Linked DNA regions of Homo sapiens: region 2 is linked to region 1. Evidence: read pairs that join two places in POLR2A ChIA-PET (ENCODE). Cell type or tissue: PC-9. All regions are shown on one strand.

Region 1 (2,500 bases):
TCTTAAGCTGAATGTGAGCATTACCTGATCTGAAAGCCGACTTGCTGCTTGCTCAATTTCTGCCCTGGCAGCGATGGACTGTCCACACCAAGGGGCATAGAAGAAGAGCAGTACCACCTCTGAATCCCGTCGAACGTACTCTGCATAATCCAGCTGCCCCTGGAAGAGGTCAAGGACTGGAGACCTCAAGGAGAAAAAGCTGACAGGTGGCTTTGCTGGTATTATCACATCTTTTGCTCGACTAAAAAAGAGCAAACACAGAAAAGATTGCTTAGTTTATCTTCTTCTAAAAATAGCTCTGTGGAAGTAGAATGAAGCTTAAAAGGAAAATCCTCTTTTGAATAAGAAAATGGAGTCCCAAAATCACTGCCCTAGAAAGGCAACATCTGGCTGAGCAAATGCAAGACATGAATAATACGTTGGAAACAATTCTCTGAGATTCTGTCCCCTAGGTGTAGGCTGGAAGGGCAGTGGAGAGCAGAGAAGGATGTCTCTGAATAATCCATATTCCTGCTCCCCACATCCCAAAGACTTCATCCTCCTTTTTCTGCAGCCTGGCTCTCCACAAAAGCCACTTATCTCCAGGGCTTTAGAGCCACCAGCATGCAAGCTCAGAATTACGGTGAGGGAGCATGTAAACTACCATTAACAAGATTTCCACGGGAGATGCTTACAATCAACTCAACTTTGAGAAAACATTAAGCTTATTAGCTGGAGTTGGCTTGTACTTATCCAGGGCATTCAGGTAACAGTAACAATTAAACAATAATATACATTCCTCCAGATATATATCATAATCCTAAGACTAATGAAGATAAGTAACAAAGCAACAGCCTATTTAACTGGAAAATGGGCTTTTTGAACACTTGAGCTTCCCACAAGAAACAGATCAGGAGGAAAAAGAAAAGAACGCTGAACAAACAAGTGGTCAGAAGTAACTTTCCCCATCAAGACCTAAAGATCTAGGCCCAGGCTGCATCCCACCAAGTAGAAGGGCCCTAGTAAACACCCTGAGCTGTCCATGCATCTACACTCACATACCACAAACCATTAGGGCAGCTTTGCTAAGAAACAAATGAGACCCAATTATGCACTATCTAAACGAGATAAATAGAGAACATAAACATGGAAACCTAAAACGCGATGAGATTAACCCCAAAGAAAGTAAAGGAGACCAGGCGTGGTGACTCAGCCTGTAATTCCAGCACTTTGGGAGGCCGAGGCAGGCAAATCTCCTGAGGTCAGGAGTTCAAGACCAGCCTGGCCAACATGGTGAAACCCTGTCTCTACTGAAAATGAAAAAGTAGCTGGGCGTGGTGATGGGCGCCTGTAATCCCAGCTTCTCGGGAAGCTGAGACACAAGAATCGCTTGAACCCGGGAGGCGGAGGTTGCAGTGAGCCGAGATTGCACCATTGCACTCCAGCCTAGGTGACTAGAACAAAACTCCATCTAAAAAAAAAAAAAAGAAAGAAAGTAAGTAAAGGAACAAGAAAAGAACAAAAGCCAGACGGTACAAATGGAAAACAAGGAGCACGAAGGTAGACTTAAACCCAACTACCTCAACAATTACGTTAAATATAAAAGGAGAGGCCGGGCGCGGTGGCTCATGCCTGTAATTCCAGCACTGTGGGAAGCCGAGGCAGGCAGACCACGAGGTCAGGAGATCAAGACCATCCTAGCTAACATGGTGAAACCCCATCTCTACTGAAAAAAATACAAAAAATTAGCCGGGCGTGGTGGCACATACCTGTAGTCTCAGCTACTCGGGAGGCTGAGGCAGGAGAATTGTGTAGGTTGCAGTGAGCCAAGATCATGCCATTGCACTCAGCCTCGGCAACAGAGCGAGACTACGTCTCTCAAAAAAAAAAAAAAAAAAAAAAAGGAAGCAACCTAATTAGGAGGAGCAGACTGCCAGACAGGATAAAGCAAGACCCAATTATGCACTATCTAAACGAGATATATCTTAAATATAAAGACACAGGATAAAGGCATAAGGATGGGAAAAGAAAAACTATGTAAATAGTGAGCATAAGAAATCTGGCATGACTCATGAGGTAAAATGATAAACTGGGGTATATTCTTACCCATTTACTTAAATGTTACTCCACAATAAAAACGAAAAGCAAAACCTATTCATATGTACTATAACTTGGATGAGTCTCAAAATGATTATGCTGAGTGAAAAAAGTGCTAAAGAGTACATGCACTATGACTGCATTTATATGAAATTCCAGAACAGGCAGAAGTATCCAACGGAGCAAGTCACCTATTTATTCACTCAAACTAATATTTTAACCTTCAATCAGAGAGCTTTCAGTCTATGCAGAATGCCTTCATAACCTGAAAAAATCACTTACACAATTATTCAAAAATTCTTTACTGAGCAGCTGTGACTGTGCTTTGGGCACAAGCACTAAGGCTGCGGCAGCTAGCACTGCGTGTTGTCGAGGAGACCACTTTCTAGGGGAGGAAGACAGGAAAAACATCAAATGTGTAAAC
Region 2 (2,500 bases), 750 kb before region 1:
ATACCGCACACTTTCATGCAAATCCCGTTTCTTTTTTTTCCGCCAGGTCTTCTTAATTATACATCATGCACCGCTGGTGAACTCGTTAGCTGAAGTCATTCTGAATGGTGATCTGTCTGAGATGTACGCTAAGACTGAACAGGATATTCAGAGAAGTTCTGTAAGTCATTAGCTTCGGGACTGACCTTAACAGGAAACCATTGCTCATTTTGCTAATCTGTGTGTTTCTCTAAAATCAGAAACTAACATTCTGAATATATAGCAGTGATGATGCATAAGCTGGTCCGGGATTCAGTGAACCTAATCAGAGTCTTGATTGCATACCCAAGAGAAGCTGGGATCAGGGACCACCTGGATTTGATTGATTGTGTGTTCTTAAACATGGAATTGTACCACTCCGGGCCTTAGGTTGCATATCTGTGAGACACTGTTATCGGGACACAGTGAGAAAATGCCTTATCAGAGGAACTAATGTCTACAGAAGTTGGGCGATGAACATCCATGAATGACTCAGGCCCCAGGTGAGGGCAGTAGAGAGTGGCGAGGGGTGTGGCAAATTGGAGAGTGTATGCCACCTTGGCGAGCAGCTCCTGTTCTACCCCAGGCTGCTGCTGTTCTGCAGGAATATGGATGTAGGATTACTAGGTTTTTTCATGTTTCTAGAGAAGCGGGAAAAACGCATTGTTACGTGTAATCTCTAGTTTTAAATGATCATCAAGCTTTGGACTAAGTAGCATGTTTGTGGTCTGCAGGAAGGAGCTTTGGCGTTCCATTTGGTACACTGCTGAGGGAAAACACCTGATGGCCAGTGTTGTGACTTCTCTTGAAGCTTTTCCATCTTGTCCTCTGTATATCTCTGCTGTCATCTCTCAGATCCTGCTCACATGTCCTGAGCTCCAGCTGCCTTAATCCTGGTCTGACTTGCTTTTCCCCCAGCATGTCCAGCATTTGTGCCTTTGAACCTGCGCCTTTACCGTACCTACAGCCTGGTTCCTGATGCACCTGGTTCCCTCTTTTCAAAGGTCTTACCCACTCTAAGCTCCTTATGGCAGGGATCTCACCTGTCACTGAATCAGCTGCAGTCTGGGCTGCACAAATGCTCATCTCACTTATGCGGAGCCCAGGCTGCAGCTGATTCAGTGACAGGTGAGATCCCTGCCATAAGGAGCTTAGAGTGGGTAAGTGAGATGAGCATAGTGCGTTTTATACAAGGGCTGTTTCATAAAGGTTTCCTCTCTGCAGCCAGGTGCTCAGGCAGTGGCCAGGCTGGTAAAAGGGCCAGCTCGCCCTGGGGTAGTAGATTTGCTGCCCCACCTACATGAATGGGTGGAATGTGACCCTGTGGATGAAAGGCCACCACTGCATGGAGTACAATTACAAGAGGCCCCTGCCCTTCCACTGGTTTTGGTGTATGATGGTCTGGCCAGGTCATTTTGTTATTCAGGGGAGCATTAGCGCCTCTGAAAAGCTTCCCAGAAACTCTGTCCTTGTTAGTGGTGGTGGCATTAGTGAATTGATTGGGGCCTTTTCATGGCCCCTGTCTGGCCTATCCCTTTCTTGATTCATTCAGCAGTGTTGATGGAGCTCTTTCTTTGGGCCAAGTATCATGCTAGTTCTGGGGATACACAATGTCATAAAGAGTCTGTGCCGTATTCGAGCTTTACAGTACAGTAGAGAGGTGGACATGGATCAGATATGCAAATAACTCACTGTCTTAACTCTTATAAGCGCTCTAAAGGGAAGAAGTGTTTGGTGAGAGGCTTTGGCCTAGAGGTGACAGGGGTGATGTGTTAAAGATTTTCCTAGTGGTCCATCTCATGACAACACACGGTCTGGCAAATGTACAGCTGACTCAGAGTTTATGGGGCCCTAGATATTTCTCTGCAACTTTCTTAAACTAGCGTTTGCTAAATGAATGTAAGTCACGGAAGGCTGAGTCAGCAGAATCAGCAGGGCCTCCAGTTAGAGGTGCAGAGTGCCCTGCCAGCCACCTGGTCTCGGGCAGGTTGTTTCACTCCATTTAGAAAACAGGCAGCGCAAGCCCTGCTCTAGAGAGCTGATGGAGATGGGGGCAAAATATAAAGTGCCCGCTGGGCACGGTGGCTCACCCCTGTAATCCCAGCACTTTGGGAGGCCGAGGCGGGCAGATCACCGGGTCAGGAGATCGAGACCATCCTGGCTAACACGGTGAAACCCCGTCTCTACTAAAAATACAAAAAAAATTGGCCGGGCATGGTGGCAGGCGCCTGCAGTCTCAGCTACTCGGGAGGCTGAGGCAGGAGAATGGCGTGAACCCAGGAGGCGGAGCTTGCAGTGAGCTGAGATTGCGCCACTGCACTCCAGCCTGGGCGACAGAGCAAGACTCCATCTCAAAAAAAAAAAAAAAAAAATATATATATATATATAGTGCCCATCAAGTGCCTGCTGGGTTGCAAACTGGCCACCAGACTCATTTGGTTTGGTCTTTGCAGTATTTAAAAGAAAATTTTCTGAATTGCCA

The links. Peaks named below come from ENCODE experiments on the same cell type or tissue, not always from the same donor. Only the 100,000 strongest peaks of a DNase experiment are listed, where the experiment ranks them.
Region 2: POLR2A ChIA-PET joins it to region 1 with 15 read pairs; 3 of 35 experiments call an interaction of 5 or more read pairs at or near these places.

Annotation. Positions count from the first base shown.
Region 1 is chr16:11,735,993-11,738,492 of GRCh38, forward strand. TXNDC11 (thioredoxin domain containing 11) reads right to left here. Exons shown (of 12, transcript NM_015914.7): 2 at 25-241. Among named protein-coding and RNA genes, the nearest start is that of TXNDC11, 5.6 kb to the right of the region's middle. In PC-9, no CTCF peak of the experiment used is centred here; no DNase peak of the experiment used is centred here.
Region 2 is chr16:10,982,832-10,985,331 of GRCh38, forward strand. CLEC16A (C-type lectin domain containing 16A) reads left to right here. Exons shown (of 24, transcript NM_015226.3): 10 at 47-160. Among named protein-coding and RNA genes, the nearest start is that of CLEC16A, 40 kb to the left of the region's middle. In PC-9, a CTCF peak has its summit at 537; a DNase peak (open chromatin) is centred at 1,300; H3K27ac peaks cover 995 bases.